Linked DNA regions of Mus musculus: region 2 is linked to region 1. A link is a loop called in an ENCODE intact Hi-C map of the cell type or tissue named here. Cell type or tissue: heart. All regions are shown on one strand.

The links. Hi-C counts contacts between places; a loop is a spot of excess contacts. Peaks named below come from ENCODE experiments on the same cell type or tissue, not always from the same donor. Only the 100,000 strongest peaks of a DNase experiment are listed, where the experiment ranks them.
Region 2: it touches region 1 in a loop (2.3-fold over the local background); 2 of 42 quality-filtered maps call a loop at or near these places.

Annotation. Positions count from the first base shown.
Region 1 is chr2:71,151,071-71,159,070 of GRCm38, reverse strand. It overlaps Gm39576 (a long non-coding RNA gene), which reads right to left and starts at 3,874. Exons shown (of 3, transcript XR_866408.1): 1 at 3,289-3,874; 2 at 1,881-2,166; 3 at 1-58. In heart, CTCF peaks have their summits at 3,387 (motif pointing left) and 6,721 (motif pointing left); no DNase peak of the experiment used is centred here.
Region 2 is chr2:71,271,175-71,279,174 of GRCm38, reverse strand. Slc25a12 (solute carrier family 25 (mitochondrial carrier, Aralar), member 12) reads left to right here. Exons shown (of 18, transcript NM_172436.4): 16 at 2,376-2,534; 17 at 2,653-2,743; 18 at 3,822-4,905. The coding sequence ends at 4,020. Among named protein-coding and RNA genes, the nearest start is that of Dync1i2, 63 kb to the right of the region's middle. In heart, no CTCF peak of the experiment used is centred here; a DNase peak (open chromatin) is centred at 4,684.

The DNA of each region.
Region 1 (8,000 bases):
ATTTGAAAGGTATTTAAATGTGACATTAGCATTCGAAGTGGATGGTGGGTTACATCACCTGTTGAAACACAAACAGAAATAATGATTTCGTTTTTCTGGCCTATTTTTTTTAAAGCTATGCTTCTCAAGAAACAACACAATTATGCTTCAGATTTCCAAAACTGGCCACCCTTGAGCAAAGGAGCTTAGGACCAGTCTTGCGCGCGCTCGACTGGCCAGGAAGAACGACGCTGCAACAGGATCCTTCTGCACACGTTTACTGGGAGAGCTTGATTGTAGAGGCGAAAAGACCTCGAGCCCAGAACTGGTGCTGCTTTTATAGGCCTAGGACAGGCGTTCTCTCTCATCTGATTGGTTAACTTGTCTCTCATCTGATTGGTTAACTTGTCTCTCATCTGATTGGTTAACTTGTCTCTCATCTGATTGGTTAACTTTTGTCAATTCTCAAAACCTCACCTTGGCAAAAGAACCTTTACTGGCTATGTATGTGTGGTGGCCAGCTGTAGCCAACTGCCACTCTGCAACTGCCACTCTGTAACTGCCACTCTGTAACTGCCATTCTGTAACTGCCACTCTAACTGCCACTCTAACTGCCACTCTAACTGCCACTCTGTAACTGCCACTCTGTAACTGCCACTCTGTAACTGCCACTCTGTAACGGCTTCCCACAGACCAGCCTGGGCCACAGTGTAAGACTCGGTCTCAAAACACAACAGAAGCTATCGCCACCACCCTCCTTGGATTTCTCATTACTAATCCAGAAGGGAAGCTGCCCACGGTGTGGCCACCTGGAAGGCAGAGAGCAAGCTGAAAATGAAGAGCTGAACAGTTTCTTCTGGAAAGCAGTTCTCCCTCCCCGTCCCCGCCCACCCTGTGAATTGGTCTGAGTGAGCATCATTGAAAGCACAAGCTCCATTTATCCCTGTCCCTTATGGGTGGGAACTGTAATGTTTGATACGATCGGGAAGTCTGAGATGAGGCACAGTCGGGTGGAGATCGATGCTGGTCCTTGCTGCTGTGTCCACGATACTACAGGAGCAGCCCAGCCTTGCTGGAGGCCCCTCTCTGTCTGTGACTACTGGGTCAGACTCAGTGTCCCATCAAATTCTACAGACCACATGGCTTCATCAAATCCAAGTATAAAAATAGCCATCCTCCTGTGTCACGTCAAACCATGAGTAATAAGTTTGCATAGCATCCCAGAGACCAGCTCCCTGTGTTTATCAACTTTCCCCGGCAGCACACAGAATGCAGAGACACTCACTGGCTTCAGCCAGAGGGAAAGGTTCTAAGCAGGGACACTCATCCTAGAGGAGGCTGGGATGGACCACCCTCTCCGTACAGGGATGTGTTCACCAATCAGAAGTTCCCTTTAACACCATCTTCTGGGGTTTGGGTCATGGTTGATTAAAATGTTGGTCCTTGGGCTGGAGGGATGGCTCAGAGGTTAAGAGCACTGAGTGCTCTTCCAGAAGTCCTGAGTTCAATTCCCAGCAACCACACGGTGGCTCACAACCATCTGTAATGGGATCCAATGCCCTCTTCTGTTGTGTCTAAAGACAGTGACAGTATACTCATATAGATTAAATATTTATTTAAAAAAAAAAAGCAAAAATAAAAAAAAGTTGTTCTGTGGCTATTGACCTCAGTTGCCTTCCCAGAGGCTTAGAATGAGTGGGCTTGCAGGCTCTAATTTGGGAGCCTATTAGGAATAACAAATGTGGTTCCTCTTACCCCCATTACAAAGGCAATCCCAAGGATTTTAAGACTTCCATGCTGTAGGGGATGGAGGACACCCTGAGGAACTGAGTTACTGTTGACGTAGGAATGGCCTTGTGAGCACTCCAATGCCTCAGCTCCACAGAAGCAGCAAACCTTACCTCAGGGGGCCTCAAGCGGTGGAGAAGCTCTGCTCAGAGGCCGGGAGATTAACTGTTCATGGATGTCCGAGCGGCACGTACAGAGACTGGATATTGAAGCTTCCTCCTGGGTGTTTACTGCCTGCGAATGCTTACGTTGGGTTCCCAATCTGGGCTCCGACCCCATCTGATCCCAGCTTTCCTGTACCTGGGCCTGCGTGTGTGTTCTTCCTTTATTCCCACAAATCCTCCAGTCTGGATTCCAGGACTCAAGCCATTCAGTACTACGTTAGGAACTAGAGACACCCTTAAGACACAAATTATAGAACCTTTAGTTACGTATTTTGGATTGTTCATAAAGCACAATTTAAAATTTCACACTGATATTCTACAAACATATCTTGAGCATCAATTAGATTATCTTATCAGAGTCTCCCAGTGCCCTGAGAACTCTAAAGACAGGCGTCTTTAAGTCCATCACAGGAACAAGACAGCCGGGATCTTAAATCCTCTGGAAAAGCTCCGGTCGGAGCCTAAGTCCTTGAGCTTCAAAACCAGGGCTTCCTGCCAACCACAGAACCTCCCATGACTTGCCCTCTGCACATCCCAGGCCCATTCAGAATGCTTACACATGAAAATGTGAGCCTCCGTTACTTTGAAAATAAAGCACTATCCGCCCTGACGTATCTGAAGACCACTGTCCTCTGAGAAGCTCAGGCTCCCGAGGAGCCAGAGCCTGGCTGGGCTCTTCTCAGTTGCATGGATGTCAGCCATAACAAGCTATGAGAGGAGCCACCCACAACTCTTTGTAGCTTACAGGTCAAATATCCTGCCACTTAGTCTAGTGCTTCTCTTTGAATATTCTAAATGAGGGCTTCCCTTGACATGAGTTATCTGATACCTAATGCCCCGTTGAAATTAGTTTCTTTTTAAAATACACTATTTTTTTTTAGAGTGTGTTTGTGTCCATAGTAACACTGCATGGAGGTGCCCAGAGTCCCTGTATCTTTGTCTTCATACATGTGACATAAGTGGTGTATAGTCCATGGATTTGGAGTATGTATGAGCATAGGTTCATGTGTGCATACATGTGAATGTGTATGTTCCTATATATGTGCATATGTATTATATATATATACACATATGTATATGTATATATATAATACACACACATTATTCTATATTCTATATTCTATACTCTATATATTATCTTTGCCCTAAAGCCCTTTGTGTTCTCTGTCACACTATCTTGGACACCTGACAATCTTTTATATTCTGCATAGCTCTACCTGGTCATGCTTTCAAATAAAGTTTTACCATCAGATATACAAAGAGAAGAGCAGTTGGGAGCTTTATTATACATCAAATGATTGCTGTATTGTAATTGTGATTAGAATTCCAATGCCAGCTCTCAAAGAAACAATCAAACCTGGTTCTGCAGCTAAACCTTCAGGTTGGCTTAGAAGCCAGAGAGGTGGCCTCTCCTTCCGCGGCCATTGGCAGTCATGGGGTTGCTGCCACCTGGTGGCTATTGCTTGTAGTGCAGCGAGCGAAGCCGTCCTAGCCAGAGTGAGCAGCCAGGGAAAAAGGACCTGCAGTCAGTCACATTGATAATGCTTCAGCTGAGCGCTCTTATTACCTGGGAAGACCAAGAGCCCGTGCGGTTTATTATGGGTTTGTGCTGTTTATTAATCCACAACAGTATTGTTTTTGATAGACAACCTAAGATTAAGGCTAATAAAGGACTCTGGAATGTGGACTCGATAATTTTGTTGGCTTGAGAACAAAGAAGAAAGTCAGTAAATAGTACCTGGATCCTCCAGTAATTACTCCATCTTATAAATTACTGTTTTCTCCTATTCCAGCCCACAGTCTGTCATTCTTGAAAGTATGATATATTAATTTTGAGCTAAGCAATATCCACAGGGAGTAATCAGAGTTGGCACCGTACAGGTGTTTCCCAATGAAAAAGGTTACTATTGGAATTATTTATAAACGCATCAGAAAGCTGAATGTTAACCGAATGATTTCTCATCTGCTCATCAAACGCAGGAGTTATATATGCACCAAATGGCTCCCTCCGTCTGACATTCCAAAGGTCATGCTCACCTCCTTCAGGGTGAGAGTACCCTGCCGTGTTATCTTTCTGATTTCTCATTTTCAAAGTTAGTTTTAATTTGCTTATTACAGCATAGTTAACTCCCTTGAATATTTCATGTTCATCATTCCTATTAATTTTTATATATGTCATATATATAATATCCATACGCAGTATCTGATCTCATGTTTTAAGGTTTTGTTTAAATAGAATCTGCTCGTCTGCCTGTGCTCTCCCTGCCTCTCCCCCCAACCCCTGCCTGCCTCATACAGCCCTGACTGGCCTGCAACTCACTATGTAGCCAAAGCTGACCCAGAACACCTGATCTTCTGCCTCAACTTCCTGAGTACTGGGACTAGAGGTGTTGTCTTAGTTAGGGTTTTACTGTTGTGAACAGACACCATGACCAAGGCAACTCTTCTAAGGACAACATTTAATTGGGGCTGGCTCACAGGTTCAGAGGTTCAGTCCATCATCATCAAGGCAGGAACATGGCAGCATCCAGGCAGGCATGGTGCAGGAGGAGCTGGGAGTTCTACATCTTCATCTGATGGCGGTTAGTAGAAGACTGACTTTCCAGATAGCTAGGATAAGGATCTCAAAGCCTACACCCACAGTGGCACACCTATTCCAACAAGGCCACACCTTCTAATAGTGCCACTCCCTGGGCCAAGCATATACAAACCATGACAGGTGTATACTACCAGGCCCTGGTTTATAAAGGACTGAGAATTGAACCCAGGGCTTCATATATAGCAGATACAAAATCTGCCAATATGCCACCAGCTCCTGCATCTTTGTCTGTAACTTGATTTGCTCTCAGTCATCATCATGGTTGAGAGACACATGCAAATCCATAGGTTCTTTCTGTACAGCTTTCTGTCATCCTTACACAACAGTGGCTAGTGTCAATCCTCATGACAAAGAGAAGAATGCAAGAGCCGTGTCCCCTTCTGTGATCTTGTTTGAGAAGTCTGATAGTGTCTTAGTTAGGGTTTCTATTGCCCTGATGAAACACCGTGGCCAAAAGAGCAAGTTGGGGAGAAAAGGATTTATTTGGCTTATACTTCCACACCACTGTTCATCAGGACAGGAACTCATACAGGGCAGGAATGTGGAGGCAGGAGCTGGTGCAGAGGCCATGGAGGAGTGCTGCTTACTGGCTTGTTTCCCTGGCTTGTTCAGCCTGCTTTCTTATAGACCTCAGGACCACCAGCCCAGGAATGGCACCACCCACAATGGGCTGGGCTCTCCCATGTCAATAATTAATCAAGAAAATTCCTTACAGCTGAATCTATGGAGGCATGGCCTCAATTGATGTTCTCTTCATTTAGATAACTCTAGCTTGTGTCCAGTTGATATACAACTAGCCAGGACATAAAATATCACTTCTACCATGGTCAGTCTGTTGAAAACAAGTCATGGAGATCTCGCTGTTCAAGGGAATGAAGCTGGGCTCTGCCTTCTGTTGAGAAAACTCATTAAAGAATCCTTAGCTACATTTTAAGGCCGTTACAGTTATCCCACAGAACGTAAGTTATTTTCATTTTCCTCTGGCTGCAAAATGTACTCACTACCCACCTTAAGCCCCTTAACCAACACAGCTCCTGTGGTGCTAGACTCAAGCCTGAGGTCCACAACCTTGACATTGAAATCAAGTCTAGAGGTGGTGAGGCTCTTCAGGTACCGCTGACTCAAAGAGGGGTGAAATAATTGAGCCTTGTTCATCTAAACAAAAGACTGGAGCTTCTAGGGAAACAGAGGTGCCACAGGCTCTGGGAGGCTTAGGAGGGACCAGAGCTGTTCTCTGACGAATGTAGATTCTCCCAAGCAACAGCCAGCAGTGACATCACACCCCCCTCTTCCTTTTCTAAACAAAATGTTAGGGGTCAGGAGAAGAGAAACCTTTGTCTGCATTCACTATTTATGATTATAGATAGGTGGTCTATGAATTTTTGTGGGTTTCCTTCCACAAAAGACCAGCTCTTCAGAGCTCTTCTGTATCTATAAGCTTTCTAAATACAAAACAGAAAAATGCCAAAGGAAAGCATTTAGGGCTTTCTTTACCCTCCCATGAGAGTTTTCTTAGATGGCTTCTTGCTCTTAGGCAGCTGAGATTTGAAACCCTGAATGTGCCTTTCGGTCCAAGCTGATTGTCATTCATTGGAAAACAAAAAAAAAATAGACTTTTTATGAATTGATTTCTAGCCAACTCTGTTGGGCAAAAAGGGTGTTGCACACCCTTCCTCTTCTCTTAGAACCCCTAAAGCTTCTATGGGGCTCCCTTAAGGTGTGTGAGCCTCTTGTCTGCATGAAAGGTCTCTGAAGCCATCCTAAAACATCTAAGGCAGTCAACAGTCATGTGGGTGAAGCCTGCACTTTGACTAGCAGCATGCTGGCTTTGGCTCCCTGGATTCTGTTTCACTAGCTGTTGAAACGGTTCCCTCTTCAGTCTGTTTCCTTCCTCCTGGATTTTACTACAGGCATTGTGCCTCCCATCCCAGGCCTGAAACAATCCCTCAGGCAGACCATCATTTTCTTCTCCTGACCATAGGTGACAATATCGCCAAACTGTTGCTCCTCTGTTCACTTCCCAGTGACATTTTCCTACATTAATCCCAAACTAATAAGTCAAGAACAACGAGGCTGGAGATGCATTAAGAGCATTGGTTGCTCTTCCAGAGGACCAAGTTTAGTTCTCGGCACCTACAGCAAACGGCTCATAGTAGCCCTGGAACAGTAGTTCCAGGGAATCTGCCTCCCTCTTCTGGCTTCTGAGGGTACTGCAAACATGCACACACACAAAAATCATCATCATCAATTAATAATAATAATAATAATAGTAATAATAATAAGCAATGAAGCTTTCAATAACACTTCCTTGAAGACCTTGTATCTCCCATCCAGTCCTAAAGCCATTGTTGCATTTTCTGTTTTTGTTATGGTTAAAATAACTCAAAACAGCTACATCTATCTGCTTATGAATCTATAGGCTGGGAAGAATTTGGAAGGACACCTTCCTGTTCTCTCCTCAGCTGAGGTGGTCAGAGATAGGATAATGTGAAAACACACATATTAGTGACAATGCCAGCAGAGATCTGGGGACTCATCTGGAACTGCTGTCACACGCCAGCTGTGACTGTTCCATGCAGCCACTATTCAATTTGGCTTCACCAAATGATAAAGTGGTTGGGTTCCCGGGAAACAGCTCCCAAAAAGAAAACACCAGAATTAGCACAGTACTTTTGGGTTTGGTGGTGGGTACCTGTAATCCTGGCCCTTGTGAGGCTGAGGCCAGAGGATTGCCTTGTGTTTGAGATTTTGATTTCAAGGCCAGCCCAGGCTAAATATAGACAGACCCTGTCTCACAGACTGGAAACAGCATTGACACAAAGAAGTTACATAGTATCTTCGTCTACTTTGATTTTGATGTTGCTATAATAGAATACCCTGACAAAAGCAAATTATGGGAGAAAGTTTATTTCAGCTCATGGTTCCAGGTTGTTGACCCATCCACCAAAGTCACAACAGCAGGAACTTGAGGGAGTGGGTTGCATCCACAGTCAAGAATAGCCAGCAAATGCATGCCTGCTGGAGGTCAGCTAGCAATGCATGCCTGCTGGAGGTCAGCCAGCAATGTATGCCTGCTGGAGCTCAGCTAGCAATGCATGCCTGCTGGAGTTCAGCACACTCTCTTCTTTTCATTTAATCTGGGGCCTCATTCATGACATGATGTTATCCATACTTGGTGTGCCTATCCACCGCGTCCCTTACCCCAATTAAGAAAACCCCTCACACGCCATATCCACAGATCAACGTAATCTAGATCTTTCATTGAGACTCCCTGTCCAGGGAATTCTAGGTTCTAGACTGTAAAATTGAGAGTTAAAGCTAACCAGCACACACAGTACTAGACCTGCGCCCCTCGTTTTTATTTTATATTTTATTTTATTTTATTTTAACAAGTGAATTGCTAAGTTTTGCTCACCTTTAAGGGGTAAGAACTTACTTCATCTTAAAATTTTTTATTACCTTTTTAATTA
Region 2 (8,000 bases), 120 kb before region 1:
TGATAAGCAGTCTCTGCCTGCCCTTAGGATTGTCCTGTAGGGTAGTGCGTTCCCACTCTGGCTCAGAAGCTGAGCTTCACGAAACTCTCGCTTCTTGCCACCACAGGTTAGACCAAAGCAGCACCCTGAAGCCCTCAACTCCTTTCTCAGCGTTCAGTTTGGTTAATGGATGCTTAAGTTGCTTACCCCCTCTGCGATAGGCTCAGTGCTTCTGGAGGGTGGGGCTTGCATTACGTCCTTCCTGCCTTCCCTGTGCGGCCAACATAGGAGTAGAGGCTCAGGCAAAAGACACCAGATTAGGCCCAGGAGAGTCTACCAGGGGGAGCAGCCTGGCAGGAAGAACTGACTCAGCAGTAGCTGGGGTGAAAGGGGTTGAATGCGTGTGTGTCCCTGTCCTTCCTTACTCCTGAGTTACCAGGGAACTGACTTGGAACAACAGGGAGCAACCAGGCATCCTTACATTCAGCAGCACAGAGGAGTGACAGCAGAAGGAAACGGTTCATTAGGCTTCCTCACAGCTAGTAACGAACCCACACAAAACTCACAGACTCAGGACTAGGACTAGACTCTGGTCCCTGCTTGGGGTTTATTTTAGATTTATTTACATGTGGGAGGCAGAGACAGGCAGAACTCTGTGAGTTTGAGGTCAGCCGGGTCTATATAGTGATTAGTTCCAGGACAGCCAGGGCTACCTTGTCTCACAACACAAAAAACCAAAAGATTTATTTACTTTTATGTTCATGTTTGCCTGCATGTATGTATGTATGTACACCATGTGCATACCCGTTGCTGAATGAGGCCAAAATTGGGTATCAGATACCCTGGGGCTGGAGTTATAGATGGTTGCAAGCCATGAGGATTCTAGGAATCAAACTTGGGTCCTCTGAAAGAGCAGCCAGTGCTCTTAACCACTGAGGCATCTCTCCAACCCCACTGCTTGGCTCTTAATTACTGAGTTATCTTCTACTACTTGTCCTAAGTATGGTGTGTTAGGAGCCCTGGGTCCTGGCAGTGTTGAGATGAATACACTGTTCTTGTTTATGACAACAGAGGACAACTTAAAAACAAACAAGCAAACAAACCAACAAAGAAAAACAAGAAAACAGGGCTTTGAGCCCTTGTCTGGGGTCCTGCAAATGCCTTGGCCTCCGTCATTTGTGAGCTTGGTTGAATGAAAACAGCCAGTGATGCCGGTTTAACCTGGCACCAAGTCCCCCCCCCCCCCCCCGCCTCGCCACCCTCCCCAGCTCCTTTCTTGTCCTCATTAGACTGTTAGGAAGGGGATAACGGCCAGGCTTCCAGTGGGCAACAAACAGAACCACATAAACAGTTACCAAGTCACACCAGCTTATAGACATTGGACCTATTTTCAGAAAGAGGCGAGTTTTTCTAATTATTACCAGGCATGCTTCGCTAGCAGGTACTGAGAGCATTTGAAGACCTGTCCCAGGAGGCATGCAGCTCACCTGCTTCCCTCTGAGCAGGGTGCTGGGCTGATCCAAGGGACATACTGGCATCATTCTCTCATGGAGCCCCTCAGAGCCCCTCAGAGCCACAAGCTCCATCTGCCTAGCGATGGTGAGACAGTGAGATTTGGGCCAAATTGAATTCCTTCCCCCTGGGGAAGGTCATGCTGCTCTCTCAAGGTCTGTTTTGTTTTATGAACAAAACCTATGCTTGAGAAATCCATCTTCCGTGTCCTGCTGCTGCTGCAGCATCTCAGGTGACCCCAGGGAGCTGTGGCATGTGTGTGTTGGGGAAGGGTGGCCTCTGAATGATCGGTTCCTCTGCTGCTCTTTAACTGGATGCCTGGCCGGCTCTCACTGAGGTTGTAATGACTGCCACACTGACTGTCACATGAGCAGGTCTGAAAGGAGGCTTGCAGCCTCTCCCTTAGCACCTCAGACTGGCAAGTGCTTGATGCTTTTGACCCTCACTCACCCCACAGTGTGGTTGGCAAGGATCAACCAAGACCACGCACGATGCTTTGATGCCACATGCAATCTGTGGTGCATTAAACAGATGTCACAGGAGAAAATACTTGCATCCTATTTAAAGATGAAAAGCCTAAAGGTTGTTAAGGCCGGGAAGGGAACGTGGCGATTCCTACCTACCTCTAGCAGTGCTTCTCTCTCTCATTGTTCTCTGGGATGGGACATTAGAGACATTTCCTTAATTCAGAAAGAAAAACAAAACCTTTCCACCCCAATTCTACTGAAACCAGCAGCCAACCGGCAGGCTTGCTGACACTTCTTTCCACATGCGCCTCCGTATCTGTGTAAGGAGCTCTGAGTACCCCTTGGGTTACAGTTGTGGACTTTCTTATTGGATGTATGAAGTCCTTAGGAGGATTAAATGTGGCTTTCTCCTCAAAGGCGTACCTGCTGCTTCTCTGGTGACCCCTGCTGATGTCATCAAGACAAGACTGCAAGTGGCCGCCAGGGCCGGCCAGACAACATACAGCGGGGTCGTCGACTGTTTCCGAAAGATTCTCCGGGAAGAAGGGCCCTCGGCATTTTGGAAAGGGACTGCAGGTAGATGCTGGGGTGGTCCTCCAGCCTGGCTGTCTGGCTGTCCTGCCCTGACACTCTCAGGTCACCTCGTAACAGCATCCAGGTGTTAAGTGTACCCTACCCTGTCTGTCTTTTCCAGCTCGGGTGTTTCGATCCTCACCTCAGTTTGGTGTCACTCTGGTTACCTACGAGCTTCTGCAGCGGTGGTTTTACATAGATTTTGGAGGCCTGTAAGTACAGCTACTTCTCTTCACAAAGTCACCAAATCCACATACGTGTTTGTTCTGTTTATAGAGCCACTTTGGGAATGCTGAGAAACGGGACACAGTGGGGTTCTTTAAGACCAATGCATGGAAAGCAATGGGCTGTAAAGCCTTCCACATTAAGAGAGGCAAATCACTGTTAGTTGGATTATTTAATATGACCAGAAACAACCTAAGTGTGTACTAGTCACACTCCTGTGATTGCTCCTCATCGTTTTTACATTTAGGAGATCTCATTGCTTCCCATCACTTAGTACCTAGATGTTCACACAGCTAGTTCACACACCGGTTTCCAAGAGAGGTTACCCAACGAGTCAACCATTGTAGAGTGCAGGCCCCAAACTGAGCTGCTCCAAATGCAGCACACAAAGCTTCCCCTGGGGAGACAAGCAGTTGCTTGCTGAGTCTGCAGGGAAGTTGTACCCAAAGCAAGCGAGCAATTATTAACTGTTGGGCAGAAGCCTGGGCACTGCGTGTCTTTATGTCATAACCCTGTGATCCTGCTGAAAGCCTCAGTAGGGGAATAGCTGCTGATCCAAGTAGTGGAGCGACCAGCATACGGAAAAGATGCAAGGACAGCAATTTTCTCATCCCAGCGTACAAATACTGTGTCTTGAGAGATTGTAGAAGCAAGAACTAAATTTGTTTCTCTTTTGGTGATAAGCATTATGAGCCCATTATTCAAGAAGCTTTAAAATTAAATCAATACATATACCTTTACATTTCATGTATGCTTCCTGCATAGTAATAGAAAATAGAAAAATCTACAAATAGCCAGCTTCCCAAAGACTATTACTAATGGAGTGCATTTTCTCTTCCGTTTATTTTTCTGCCCTCAAGTCTGCTCATAAGCAGTGGGGGTGGGGCCGTTTGTCTTCTCTATGACGTATGTGAAAGCAATGCTGTGGTGACGCTGGATATCATGATTGATGCAGGAGACATGGAGAGAGCTGAGAGAGCCTTCTCCATGGGGTGTGGCTGTCACAGACCCCGCTCAAAGTGTAAGCCCTGAGATCCCTAACGGTCTGCTTTTTCCTGTTCACAGCAAACCTTCTGGCTCAGAACCAACGCCAAAGTCCCGCATCGCAGACCTCCCTCCTGCCAACCCCGATCACATCGGTGGCTACAGACTTGCCACGGCCACTTTCGCTGGCATTGAAAACAAGTTTGGCCTTTACCTCCCCAAGTTTAAGTCTCCTAGCGTAGCTGTGGCTCAGCCCAAGGCGGCAGCAGCAGCCCAATGACATAGCAAGTACAGACCGAGGCCCAGGAGAACGGGCGGTACCGTGTCCAGTCAGCTGCATGGTACTGTCAGCGCTGGGGTCAACCACTTTCTATACGACCTATACATGTATTGTTTATAAAGTGATCATACGCCCAGGGAGAGCCGCAGTGCAGTTTCAAGCTTTAGTCTTTACGTGTTGAAATGTTTTCTGAGCCTTGGCATGAATTACGTGTTCTAGACTCTGCTTCGCACAGCTTGTACCTACAGTGACTGTACATATTGTACATCTTTGTACAGAGACACCTCGGCACCTCATCCCAACAAATCACGTTTATAAACATGAAACGCTGTTCTGAGTGGCTTGAACTGTACAGAAGGTTTTGAAAGTGTTTTATTATGAATCATGTAAGAATAAATGTACTAAAGTTAAATTCATTCTCCTCCTGATGACTTATGGAAATCAAGCAGCCATGTTTGAATGTATCCAGTTTCAGTTTGTTTTCCATTCGCGACTAGGAAGGTATTTGCTGATACAAGGCAGAGCGAAACTTAATGCTCACCACATTAAATAAGAAACGCGTGGGAAGGGTGCTTGCCCGTGGATGCCAGAGGATGAGCCGGTGACTCACGGGCTGCTGTGTTTCCAGTCGTTTGTAGCTGAGTGTAATCCTCCTGTCAGCTGGAAGCAGCTCCTCATGCGCGCGCGCACACACACACACACACACACACACACACACACACACACACACACACACACGAACGGGATGGGCTCCAGCAAGGCTCGCTTAGTTCTGCTTTTCTCCTATGCAGCAAGGTCAAGGTCAGGATGTTGCAAGAGTAAAGTTTGGAAGTTTCCCTTCGTAAAGTATGATACGAATCAAAAATAAAAGCACACCAAAATGTCTGCATGGAGTTGGTTTCCTTCCTAGGTCTCCTCTCGGGGCTTTTTTGTCTGCACTCGCCTGCTCCTAGGGGATGCATATTTTGTTACAGAAGGAACTCGGGTGGAGTGAGGGAGGGAAGCGGGGAGGTTCCTACATGGTGATTTTGTGAGCCTGGGTCCTTGCTAGGAGTTCAGATGGAGATGACTTCCTCAGAAGGTCTCTCTCTCTCTCTCTCTCTCTCTCGTGTGTGTGTGCACACACACACACATGCCCATATTTACTCTTTAACAATTGCTTCTGACCTACAGCCACATTTACTGTGGCTGTTACTTGATAGCTGGCAACATCAGGACTTACTAACTTTAGCGAATAGCTCTGGGAAAGCACGGCTGTGGCCATGGCTGTGAGGATATATGCAGATATCATTAGAGGTGAACCTGGAGATGGCCCAAGTCACCAAGTGCCCCTCACAGTGCTCACCAGTTGGTGGCTGACAACCCTGTATCTGCAACTCTGAGCTTTCTTGAAACCCTAAGAACAAAAGATATTTGAAAGCTGGCTATTTCTAAATGTGTTGGATTAGTCCCATTAGAACTGAACACACAGCATAATTAATTGTTCTTGCTATGCTTGTTAAAATTATACAAGTAGTTCAAGGACATGAAATTACATGTGTGTCTGTGTGTGTGTGTCTGTGTGTGTGTGTGTGTGTGTGTGTGTAAGACGATGACAAAGTGCCCTCGCTACCTCCTCTTCAACCAGCATTCCTGTCATCCTTTGCTGAGAGGTTAGAGCATAAATTTGTGATCTGTTTTCCATACATCTCCATATGTACATATTTATATATTTAGAACCAGGGCTATGCAATGTATGTGTGATTCCGTGACTTGGTTTTCTTAGTATGTCCCTGAGCTCTTTCCACATCAGTTTATAGAAAGTGTATCCTGTTTCTAGTAGCTGTGTATTATTTCACTGTATGGATTATGAAGCCTTTTTAAAATAGTCATTTCATTATTATTAACAACACTGTAGTTAGAGGAGAATATCTCTGTGTGTGTGTCATGATATGTTATTGTATATTAGTATTTGTTAGGGACTAATTCATAAAATAGACGGGTTTTTTATTTTGTATACATCTCGCCACATTGCTGTTCACAGAGGTCTCAATCTCCTGCCCCATGGGCAAGTTAAGATTGCCCGGTTCACAGGCAGATCATAAACAGAGGTCACTGTTGCAGTTTTTATTTTTCTAATTGCTAATGGGCTTGAATGAATGTCTTTTTATTGTTTGTTTGTTTTTTGAGACAGGGTCTCACTCTTGCAACCTCAGAGTCTGGGAACTCCCTATGTGGATCAGGCTAGCCTTGAACCTGTGGTAACCTTTGGTCTCCCCAATAAGGTGCTGGAATTGTAGGTGTGGGCAGAACATTCGCTGTCTTTTCATTTTTACTGGTCATCTGTACATTTTCTTTTTGTAAAATATACAGAAGGCATATGAAGTATCTAAGGCATAGACACAGAAAAGTGCATACAGGTTAAAATAGTACTCATGCGATGACCAGGTCAAGAAATACAACATTCTCAACCAGCCAGAAGTACCCGTGCACTTCTCCCCAGTCTTTACCCCATCCCCTTACCATGTCTTCATTTCTGCTTGGTTTTCCTGCTCACATATACATCCTTAAATACTGTGGTCCTCTTCCCCCTTTTTGAGACAAGATCTACCGTGGTCCAGGCTGGCCTCTTGGATCTACTTTCATCCAGGCTGGCCTCTTGACTTGTTTCTTGTGCATCAATGATGCACATATGTCTATGTGTATGCGAATATGTACACATGTCACAACACATGTGTGGTTGAGAGGATAACTATTGAGAATAAGTTTTCTCCACTTTCCATGTGGGGTCCGGGATTTGAACTCAGGTCTTCAGGTTTGGGCAGCAAGAGCTTTTACCGGAGCCATTTTGCCAGCCCTGACCTATTCTTATTTATTTTTTTGAAATTTGTATGAATGAAATTGAGACTTCTTGTGCTAAATACATATGAGAGTTTGTCCATTCTATTATAGGATGCATTATTCTTTACTTTCGATCTTAGTCTTGACTGACATTTGTTTTCCCAGTTTGTGATTATTATAGACAACGCTGCTATAGATAATGTAGACATCTATTCTTCACTGTGCCTCTTTTTTAAAAATGTGTGTGTGTGTGTGTGTGATGCACCATATGCATGTCAGTGGCTCCAGAGCTCAAAAAAGTGCCAGACCCCCTGGAGCTAGAGTCACAGGTGATTGTGAAATGTCGAACGAGGGTGCTGGGAATCAAACCCAGGTTCTCTGTAAGAGCAGAAAGTCCTTTCAACTGCTGAACCATCTCTTCAGCCCATGATATTCTTCATGTTTTGGATACTACTATGTGTTTGTCTTACACATTTTCCTACTTTGTGCCATGTCTTTTTATGATGGTTTTGATATACTAACATTTTAATTTTAATATGTCCAAATGTATTGGTATTTTTGTTAGCTTGTTGAGCATCTCATTAAAAAAATTATTCTTTATTGTTCTGGGACTGTTGCTGAGAGACAGCATGCTTGCCTAGCGGCTACAAGACCCTGGGTTCACTCCCCAGAACCACCAGAGGGTAAACACCAGACCTCTAGGTAAAAATGATAAAGTTATTTTCTTGTTATACAGTTTAGAGTGTTGCCTTTCACATTCAGGTTCCATGCAGTTTGGACCTCTCCTCGTGTCTCTGGCAATGTGGGGCAGACCTTTGTTTCTCTGATTGGCAGCCAGGCTTGCCAGCACTGTTTATTGAACGCCTGTCCTTTCCCAGCGGCTCTGGAGCATCATCGTTGTTGTTCACTAAGAATCAGCCTGGGCTTCACTGTCTCTGGGCTCCTTGCTGTAGGGCTCTCCTGTCTTAGATGCAGGTTCTCGCCCTACTCTGTTCATTTCTGTATCCAGTACAATGCACGCTCCTGATACACAGTGTGGTACTCGTCTCTCCTGTTGTTTGAGAGCTATGATTCTTCCTGGTTCTTCGCTCTTCTATGTATATTTTATCAGCTTATCAAAACCGTTTTAAAAGCACTGATAATTTAAACAGTAATGAATC